Regions from separate parts of the Mus musculus genome. Here region 2 is linked to region 1. Evidence: chromatin loops called from intact Hi-C (ENCODE). Cell type or tissue: left cerebral cortex. All regions are shown on one strand. Each heading gives the region's core, and the rest is flanking DNA. Links, peaks and the distances in the headings are about the cores only. Region 1 overlaps Gm15083 (predicted gene 15083). Region 2 has its middle 43 kb from the start of Atp2b2.

What was found. A loop is a pair of places that touch in the nucleus more often than their neighbours do. Peaks named below come from ENCODE experiments on the same cell type or tissue, not always from the same donor. Only the 100,000 strongest peaks of a DNase experiment are listed, where the experiment ranks them.
Region 2: it touches region 1 in a loop (4-fold over the local background); 2 of 42 quality-filtered maps call a loop at or near these places.

What each region holds. Positions count from the first base shown.
Region 1 is chr6:114,029,949-114,035,325 of GRCm38, reverse strand. All of the region lies in intron 1 of Gm15083 (predicted gene 15083), which reads right to left. It also overlaps a transcript of Atp2b2 not described here. Among named protein-coding and RNA genes, the nearest start is that of Gm15083, 28 kb to the right of the region's middle. In left cerebral cortex, for the core only: no CTCF peak of the experiment used is centred there; DNase peaks (open chromatin) are centred at 1,300 and 2,282; H3K27ac peaks cover 2,658 bases.
Region 2 is chr6:113,931,415-113,936,791 of GRCm38, reverse strand. It overlaps a transcript of Atp2b2 not described here. Among named protein-coding and RNA genes, the nearest start is that of Atp2b2, 43 kb to the right of the region's middle. In left cerebral cortex, for the core only: no CTCF peak of the experiment used is centred there; DNase peaks (open chromatin) are centred at 3,063, 3,348, 3,869, 5,237 and 4 more places; H3K4me3 peaks cover 1,139 bases; H3K27ac peaks cover 4,740 bases.

The sequences.
Region 1 (5,377 bases), core at 165-5,164:
ACTGGCTTAGGGGCCATTTATGAAGGTCTGTAGAAAGAGGGATACATGCTGGGTATAGACTGTGGAGAGTGGGGCGGGCCAGACTTCCAGTGCTATTTCAGAGGAGACATTGTACAAACAAAGATGGACTTGGTGAAAATTTTACTCTCTGGGCAATAGGCAATCAGGTAAACTTTCTCCTATGTGGCCTCCTTTGAACTTTTCTACCACTCTGAAAAGAAGGTCTCTTCCATCCTTGTTCTACAGAAGAACCTAAATGGTCATTTTCTTCTTTTATCAAAATTTCTCACTCTATAAAACCACCTCATTCTTGTGTCTCAGTGGCAGACACTGGGTCACATGGCCATGACAAAACCAGGTACCATCAAGAGAATGAAGCAGCAAGACCTAAACAGACCACAATCAGTAGCCACAGGGCCGGACTCCCAACAGGGTCCTGCCAACCAAAAGGGTACAGGGAGAACCTTCTGAGGGGACAGTGCCCAGAAACTGTCCACTGTGCACTCACTTGGCCAGAAGTGGTGTGTGGAGAGGGGTTCTTGTGGTCTTCAACGACTACCACAGGGCCAAGGCACATAAGTAAACTCTGAATGCTGGTTGGTTGGTTGGTTGGTTGGTTGGTTGGTTGATTGGTTAGGTGATTGGTTGGTTGGCTGGTTAGCTGGTTGAATAACTGGTTAAAATTAATCAGTACCTGTTACTCCTAACTCTGATGTTCAGGAGTCTCTGGGTACCAGAAGAGCTGATGCTATGACAACTGGGGAGGGTAGCTCAGGGTTTTCAGAGAGTGTAGAGACAGTGTTGACCACTGATATGTTGCAATACAAGAGCCCCTGAAGAGCATGGCACTGGTCTTGACTCTAAAGCACACAGGGCCTACTGGGAAGAAGCCATATCTGTAGGTGCCAGAGACATTGGAGGTGACCCACAGGTACAGCAGCAGAATTGTGGTGTGGACAAGGTCAATCAGAGAGACTGATGGTGAGAGCACTGGAAGGGAGCTCTCCTCACAGGAGGGCTTGTGGTATTCTGGGCACTATGGCTGTCCTGCTGTGCTCTTGGCTTTCCTGTGTCTGTGCAGGGGCATCTTCCCCTCTCAGACTATAGATGAGGAAACTGATTCAGAGAGCGAGGTGACTTGCACAACATCAAGAGCCAGGAAGACACACGCTCTGATTGAGACTATGGCTCTGTTCTGGAAAGATGTGGGAAGTAATGAGCATGATGGACCCACTCAAGACCAGTGGGTGGTGGACTGTGAGTGGGTAAAGGGGAGCCTGGAAACTGTCAGGAAGGCCTAGAAAAGGTTTGATGGGAGAGGCGCCTAGAGCAGGATCCAAGGTCGGCTTGAGGAGCTGTGGTCATTAGCACTGAACCTCACTTCAAATTTCTGCTGTACCTATTAGGTGTGTGACCCTGGACTTGATACTTCCCTTCTCTGGGCCCTAATTTCGTCATCTGTAGAAGGGTTGTGCTTAACCACGGGCTCAGGGCCCAGCACGTCCTACAGATTTAACAAATGGAATAGTTGTTAGCATTATCCAACATTGCTGTTTTAAAAACATGGTCATGAGAGCTCCATGTACTGGGGTCCTGGTCTCCCTTTCAACTTTAGTTATTGCCAGCTTGCTTAGCTCACAGGATGACTTTCCAGCCTCTACCTACCACGGGAGAGTCGGTCTGACCATTGGCTAGCAGTGACACCTGCTCAGGAGTCCATGTTGCATCAGCTAGAAAGGAGAGGGCTGCCATGAGTGAGGGGCTCAGAAACGAATGTGTGAGATCTGAGCCACCTTTAGAGAAACTAAAGGTAAGGGCAGGGGTGAGGATGGGTGGAAGAATAGCCAGGAGACAGAGCAGGCTGAGCTCTGGTCAAGACCAGGCAGTGATGACCTGGGTTGGGAAAGCTAGGGGTGTCCAGAGGTGATGACCGGGAAACATGGCAGCAAGGCTTGAGAACAACAGAGAGAGAGAGACAGAGACAGAGACAGAGACAGAGAGACAGAGAGAGACAGACGGAGAGAGAGACAGGGACACAGAGAGACAGAGACACACACAGAGAAAAAATCATGCCCCCTCATAGATATTTGATGCCCAGAGTAGGACTTTGAAGACTGTGTTCAAAGCCTGAAGGTGAATTTCCCAAAAGGTTTTCAAGAATGGCTGAGGCTATGCTGGGACACATGCCTATGAAATCCCCTTGTGTTCTATATCTGGGGCCAAGGTTTTATAACCAGAGTCAGAAATCGCGTGGAAGTGTGTAGGCGGCTGACCCTGGACAGCTTCCACAGTGGAGAGGAGGAGAAGGTATTTTTATCTGCAAACACGGAGCCATAGTGGGTGAGGCCGGGAGGAGGCTGCTTCCTGCCCTGAGTGTGTCACCCACTGCTGTGTTAAGATGCAAACTGTTTTTTGACAGAAGTTGCAGGAGCGTTTTTGCTCAGGTCGCAGGTCGCAGGATCAGACTTAGAACCAGGGAACATGTCTGGGAATCTAGAATACTGGATCCCAGTCTGCAGATCGGTCCTAAGAGCCTCCCTTGGTGTTTCCTCCTGCCTCTGCAAGACAGATCGGCTGTTAACATGCACCAGATCAGCTTGTGCATATGTCTGGTACAACCTTTGAATCCAAAATCTATAGGTCCACACACAGCTGAGGGCCTTCCTAGCCTTGGATGGCTCCCTCACTGTTTTATGGTCTGCTGAGGCTGTGAAGACCATTCTGCAGAGCCAGGTGATTTCCTGTGTGGGGAGAAGGTGCTGGCTCCAGGTCCGGTTATGGTGACCTCAGCTGAGAATGCTTGTCTCTGCTCCATGCAGAGTCTCATCCCTTCTCTAGCCTGAGTTCATTTGTATAGTGTGCAGAGTTAGGGGTGAACACTCCAGGACAGCCAAGTACCACACTCAGAATTAACACCACATCAAATCTTAGTACACCACCCGCAAGCCACACTATCTAAACATCTAAGAAATGGGAAAGAGAAGTCCCAAGGCCTCACTGGACAGGGTGTGAATACTGAAGGTCCTGAGTGCCTCTGAAGGCCACGGATATCTTCAGTCTCACAATTGGCAACATTGCCCCTGGCCTCAGAGGCTGTTGATGGAAGCCACCTCCTTACAGTCTTGGTTGTGCTCACAGGTCTCTAGCTGTGCAGAGCTCTCCAAAAGAATCTAAAGGAAGACAGCTTTTGAATTGGACTGGCAGGTGTTTAGGATTTTGTTTTTGTCTTCGTGTGTGTGTGTGTGTGTGTGTGTGTGTGTGTGTGTGTGTGTGTGTATGGTGCATTCGTGCTTTGGTTGTGTGAGAGTGTGTGTGTGTGTTTTGATTTGTGTGTGTATGTGTGTGTTTTTGGTTTGGGTGCATGAGTGTGTTTTATTTTCTATGTGTGTGTGTGTGTGTGTGTGTGTGTGTGTGTGTGTGTGTGTGTGTGTGTGAGAGAGAGAGAGAGAGAGAGACAGACAGACAGACAGACAGACAGAGACAGAGGCAGAGAGAGAGACAGAGACACAAAGAGAGAGAGACAGAGAGACACAGAGAGAATGATGAGAATTGGACCCTAACTGTATACTCAGCTGAGCAGTTTCCACACTAAGGATTATTATACCGGAACAATTCAGCAGTATCTACTTGGATTAACCCCGAGTGTGAATTAAACAGCAATGGCATGCCTAGTTAGTAGAATACTACCCAGTAATGAAAAGGAGCAAACTCCTGACATATGCAACAGCCTAGGTGAATCTCAGAGTAAAAAACGTCCCAAAATGCTTCCCACTGACACACTTATCATGCACAGGTAGTATGATAACATTCCATTAGGCTACACATGCATGTGCTCCAACAGACATGGAGCAGGAGCCTGGGCCACAGTGATGTCACCTCGTGACCACACCCATTTTTGACTTTGGTGCTTTACTCTCAGTAAGATGATAACTTTGGGAGAGGTCAGGGGAGAATGCATGGTCTTCTCTGTTCATGTCATTGCAACCCCTGTGAATCTGGAATTATTGCCAAACCAAAGGTTAAAAATGAACGCACACATGCTCCACCCTGGCAAGTGCACCGGGCAGTGTCGGCAGCAGAGAACTGGGAGTCTCATACAAATGGCCTTTGGGCAGCACAGAGAACAACCTGAGTACATTCATCCACCTAATGAGCACTTGCCGAGTGCCTACTATATGCCAGCTGCTGTGCCTGTCTCTGGGGATGCAGCTGTGAGCAGATATCACACACCCCTGCTTGTAGTGTCAGCATCCTAACACTACTACATTCTAATGCATCCTAACGACTGACTCACAAGAGGGAGCTGGCTCTACCCAGTGCCCCACCTGAGAAACTCTCAGGGACAGAAAAAGGTAGGGAATCGTCAGCCTCGCCACTAACAGGGTTTCACCTGAAGATCTCATTGCCATGGGGAAGGACAAGAAGCTGAACCTGGCCTCCAGTACATGATTTGCTTAAAAATAAACACAGCTTCAGGCTGACCCAAAGGAAAGACCTAGCTTTGGCACGTACCTGGACAACCATTAAATTGGTTGTCTTCATTAGAATAGAAGTCCCCCAAGGTGAGGAGTGCTGTCCATTCTGTCCCTGTGAACTCCCACATTGGAGCGAGAGATGTACGTGGGAGATGTCACATACCTGCTAGAGGAGACTGCACCAGCCCAGGTTATAGATTGGCTTGGCATGTGCTCCTTCACAGGAACATCATGCTTTGCCACTATAAAGGGCTGTGAAACATGCATCAAGTGTCCATGTCCTCGAGGACATCAGACACTGTGTCTGTCAACTTTGTCATCAGGCACATACTTCCCATCCTGGACTTGAAAACTTTGTGTCACCATTAAGAGGACTAAGTTATTAAAGAGGACTGGAGTTCAGTTCCCTGCCCAGCCCCTCCGGGAAGTCTACAGCCACTCACAGATAGATACCTGGAAGCTAGGGTCTGTTTGGGGTCGCAGGGTCACAAGTAAGGACCAGTTAGAGGTAGCCACTCAGCCACCCTTGGAGAAATCCCCAGGCGCACAAGGGAGCCTTTGGAGGCTGGAAGGCGACTTCACTTTTCTCTACCTCTGCTAGGCCTGTTCTTACCCGCCACATGTCTTGACCTCAGGTGAGCATGGCTTCCGCCACTTTCTGTGGTGCCTGACGCCCACAAGATCGTCACAGCTCAGGGAAGCTTCTCTGAACCATTGCAGAGTTAACATGGTTAACACGAGCAGATGGAGGTAGGGGTTGTTTGGGTTTTTTGGTGGTTTTTGCTTGTGTTTCTTTAGTTTTAGTTTTCCCTCCTTTTTTGGAGAGTGGGGAGGCGGATTTCTGAGTTCGAGTCCAGCCTGGTCTACAGAGTGAGTTCCAGGACAGCCAGAGCTACACAGAG
Region 2 (5,377 bases), core at 281-5,280, 99 kb after region 1:
CCAAGTTCCACCCACTTTGTGGGTGTCAGACATAAGGAGCACTAACTAGTGTGACTATATGCCCCCCTTTATCAATACCCTTTTTTTAAAGTATTCTTGCCGATCTCAAATCTCCTCAGTGAGAAGATCACCCACCCATGAGGCCACTGTCAGCTCGTAGTTCCAGTGTTTTCCCTCCATCCTCTTCCTTGGTCTCAAATCTGAATAATTCAGCCAGATATTTTGGGGGACCTTCCCTAGATCATACGTGGAGCTAGGCACTAGGGAAACTGAGGCAGACCTATTCCTTGTTTTCTGAAGTTTCAGGTTCTGGAGAGACAGTGCCTTAGCACTCTGCAGACGTCTAGGACAGAATCCAGAGCCTCCCCTGCTCGTCCCCAACAAGCTATTTTAGTCTGTAATAATACTCCTCAGTATGCTGGCGGCATTTTGCAGTCTCTAAAACACTTCCCTTGTGTTACCTCATTTAACCCTGACGTCATCTGAGGGTGAGATTCTAATATGTCCCCATTGCACAGACGGAAGCTGAAGGTCACGGGGCCTGGAGAGCTTGGCCTTCACTTCCTCCCTCCTCTCCTGTGGGCTGGGATGCTAATGTCTGCCTCACAGGACCATCTGCAAAGGGGAGAGGCTGCACTCAGAACCTCCGTAAACAGTGGCAGTTGTCTACCGTGAGCCCCTCAGCTCCAATCAGTGAGGAACTCCGGGGACTTCCTGAGCGTACACTTTCAGAGATATCCCCAGACCCCTTGGAAGGTCTGCCTGACCCATTTTAGAGTCCAGGAAACACCTCTGGGCTGAGATCCCAGCTCTGCCACCTTGGCAATCTCCAGCCTCAGCTTATTCATCTGTAAAATGGGGCTAAGTCTGAATTTTTCTGAGGATGACAGAATGAAATAAAACAAACAACAACAGCAAAAAGGTGTGTTGGAGTAGGCTGGATTGGGCTAGCAATACGGCTTAGGTGGTCGGTAAGGTATTCGTCCAGCTTGCTAAAAGCCTGGGGATTGATTCTCAGCACTGAATAAATTAGTATGGTGTTCCAAGTCTGTCGCCTCAGGATTATTTGGGTGGAAGCAGGAGGATCAGAGGTTCAAGGTAAACCCTGACTGTATATGGAATTAGAGGCCAGGTTGGCATACATGGTACCCTGTCTCCTACTCTGCACACAGACACCAGGCCTGGCTGGGCAGGAGGCTCTGTAAGATCCACCAGTTGGGACCTGAGCGTGGGAAAGAATGGACAGGAGCCCCTCAGTCTGAGCAGAGCCCACTTTAGTGAAAAAGCCCAACAAGGCTGCAGTACTGCTTAGTCAGTTTGGTTTTTTTTTCAACTTGACACAAACTAGAGTCATCTAGGAAGCGAGGACCTGAATTTGAGAAAGTGATTCTATTATATTAGCCAGGAGCCAGGTTTGTGCAGCATTTTCTGTTGTTGTCGAGGTTTTTAAAAATAGATTATTAATGTTTACTTTATGTGCACTGGTGTTTTGCCTGCATGTGCATCTATGTGAGGGTGTCAGACCTTGGAGTTACAGACAGTTGTGAGCTGCCATGTGGGTGTTGGGAACTGAACCTGGGAAGAGCATTCTGGGTTCTTAACCACCGGACCATCTCTCCAGCCCAAGCATTTTCTTGATTAGTGATTGATGTGGTAACAACCAGCCCATGCTGGGTGACACCACCCCTGGGAAGGGGAGCCTGGTGGCATTAGAAAGAAGCACTTACACACACGCACACACACACACACACACACACACACACACACACATCCTTTCTTTACCAAACTCTACAGGAACAAAGCTGTCAGATTCCCTGGTGCCACCTAAGTGGTTTCCCACCCACGCCCCTGCCAGGAGCTGAGTCACCCAGCACTGGCACCGAGGCGGACTGTGGGAAGGGTGTTCCTTCCTCTGCTGCAGGCAAGCTCTCGAAAGCCAGAACCCAGCCCCTGGCAGGTGCCGGGAGGGGCCTTATGCAACTTCTAACATTGTTCAAAATCACTTCTACAGAAAAGCAGGGACCCAGGCTGCAATAGGCACAGCTACGTTTTCTTATGTAACCTTTACCATTGTTAAAAAGCCATGCGTGTTCACAATTTCCATTTGCCCGGGGCCTCAGATATCTGGCCTGGCCAAACCTCCTGTTCTGCTCCCAGCCGCTCCGGCAGAGGCTAGAGCCGGCTTTGAACAAGTGAGGGAAATAAGGCATGTTTGGGGTGGCATGGCCCAGAGACCCCAGGAGCAGCTCTGCACCCCAGCTTTCCACTGGCCAGCCCAGGCACTGCTGGGAATTGAAAAGAAACAAAACAGGTAAACTTGCTACATTTGATTCTTTTCTTGAATAAGATAGCCATGAGTAGCTCTTAGCTAATGGCCAGTGAGAGGTCTGAACTCTGATGTTTGAAACAGAAAAGCAGGCTAAGGAGATGGCTAGGTGAGGAAAAGTGTGTGCCAGCAAGCCTTGATGCCACTAGCTTGACCCCAGAACCTACACAGTGGGCCGGAGAACTGATTTCTCCAAGTTGTCCTCTGACCTCCGATGCATGCACCATGACACATGCACATTAATAGTGAAGAAGACCTTTTAAAGGAAGGAAAATTTGTTTCTATTAGTGTAGCACAGGAAAGTGTGTGTGTGTGTGTGTGTGTGTGTGTGTGTGTGTGTAAGTGCATTCTTAGGGTGAGGTGTTCACAAGCCTCTGTGCCTTTGGAGGACAACTTGCAGGAATCAGTTCTCTCCTTCCACCATCAGCATCCTGGATCTTCAGGCTTGGCAGCAAGTGCCTTTAGTAGCTGAGCTATCTCACCATCCTGGGAAATGTCTTTGCATTCCTGAATTGCTCTCCAGGGGCTGTGGGAGGCGAAGGCCTAGAAGTCAGAGTCAAGGAGAAAGGAGCTACAGCGGAGGGCAGTCTTCAGCAAGGCTGATACTAAGCTAAATGTCTCTGTCCCTTTCTCTACTATACTCTGTGTGCCAAAGCTGTCGCAGGTGTGCACCAATGACTAGCCATGCTGGGACTTGTGCTGCCTGCTTTGCTGAGGGGTCTGTCTTTCCTCAGTCGCCCACCGCTCCTCAGCAGATGCTCTCACTCAATCCCTGGCTCAAGAACTAAGGTCCAGAATGGCTGAGTGCAGGGGACGGCAAAGCCCCACAGTCATGCCGTGTGATGTAGTGTGAGGTTCACAGTAATTAGCAAAGGAGAGTAGAGAGAGGCAGTCACAGGGACAGCGGGCTGGCCATGTCCTTTCAACAAAGCAGCCTAACAGGAGCGTCTGCCAGGCCTTTCCGACTGAGCCTTGCTATGTCTGTGAACGTTCCCCTGAGATGGCACAGTGACCTCATCAGCATGGCTTCCTACTGCTGAACCCTCTTCTACAACTGACTCTGTAGAGCTGGGAGTGACATGTCTCTTGCTGTGACCAGAGAAGCGTATGATGCTAGCGGCCAGGCAGCCAAGGAGCCAGGAAGGGACATGCCAAGTCTGGATGTGTGTTCTGTGAGGTTGGGCTTTCTCGGAACCATGCTCTTGTTCCTTTCCACGGGAGAGGAAAATGTGTTCCAGAAGGGAAAAGTGTTTATCATCAAAAGATAAGAGGCCTGCAAAGCCTCGGGTCAGCCTGGGTCCTTTCTCCACAGAGTGCTGTGTGGAGAAAAATGTACTTTCAGAAATGGAAAATTGTAAGTTTAGCATCCTGCTTATTCATGTATTAAACAGAAAAAATAATAGTTAATTTTGCCCTAAGGAACATTGAAAATATGTATTCTACAGCCAAGTGGAATATTTTATGCTCCCCAGCATGATGTGCACCCACATACCTCCTGTGGGGCTCAGTGCAGGCTTCAGGTGTCAGTGTGTCTCCTATTATAGCGGACGTCTTTTGCCTTTTCTTATTCTCTGCTCTCTGGTTTTTCTGTCCGCAGTCTTCGGAGCCTCTGTTCTCTGTGACTAGCAGGTCAGTCATAAGACTCCCTAAAACTTCCCAAGCGCTCTCTTAGGGTGTAAGTGATTGCCATCAAGGTCTGGAAGCTTTTAACACCATGGCAGGATATTAGGAACACGTGTGGACAACAGGCTTCCTTGACTCAAGTTGGGAAAAGCCAGGCTGTGCCTTAGCTGGTGACTTCCCTTGCTGGAGACACATGTCTCCCTCTCTGAGTTCCTGATCATTGAGCAGGGTCAGCTGTTGCTGCTGTGGGCCCCCACCTCTGAGCTGGAGCCCCGGCCCCCACCTCTGAGCTGGAGCCCCGGCCCTCACCTCTGAGCTGGAATGTGTTCCCTGGACTCTTGTGCTTTTCACTTCTCTGTCATTCCCAGGCCCCAAGAGCAGAATCTATGTCACCTGTATGTCATGAAAGCATGGGTTCTGGCAGGAAGGGGAGGTGGGGAGACAAGAAAGAAGGAGGAAAGAGAGGGAGGAAAATGTAAATTTTAATCGTTCTGCACCCCATAGTTCTTCACCTCTAGCCTAAGTAATATGACATGCTAAATATGACAGCTTTGCCCCTGCATCACATTGCCACATCCACCCTACACCGGATACGGTGTAGGTCACACAAGTTAGGCACCATATGTACTTGTGAGTCTGCTTACTGTCCCCATAAGGACCACTGCTACTGAGAAGATAGTACCTTCTCAGAAGGCATTATCTGATCCTCCACTTAGGAAAGACCATGGTCCAAAGGAGAGGTCTAGACACATCTTCCTGGCATCCATGGGTACCAGTACTCAAATTCACATACTCCCATGCAGACACAGACACAGAGCTAAAAATAAAAATAAAACTTTAAAAAATTCTTTGACTGACCAAATGAGTGAATGAATGAATGAAGGTGTGGAAGGGTGGGGTGGTTAATATTCTTTCGTGATTGTTTGCTCTTAGTTCCCACTTCCTATTATGTGCAAGGATCAAGACAAATCCTCTGAGGGGAAGTGGGATTGGATTCAGATCTAGCCTTCTGATTGTTAGTCACTTCTGATCTACCAAGAGGACAGTCTGAATGCCTCCCTGTCTCAAGCCACGCTCTCTCAGAAGCCAGCCTTGCCTTGGTCTTCAGCCCATGGTTTATAGAAACCAATCTTGACATTAGCACTCATGAGCAAGGCCAAAGAAGGCTGGAAAGGGAGAGGAAGTGAGGCCAGACAGGGACAGAGGTGTCGCCAAGCAATACATTACCACTGTGGGCAGTTGGGGACACTGGGGACAGTGGGAACTATGTATACACCCACAGCTCATGGTGTTCCCACCCAAGGCAAGTAAACAGAACTAATTGCATACTAACTGCCAACACCACCCACCATGGGTGTAGGGCTGGGCTGGGGAGTGATATCTCTAGGAGAGATGGAGATATAGGTGGGCAGTAGACCCTGCCTGCCC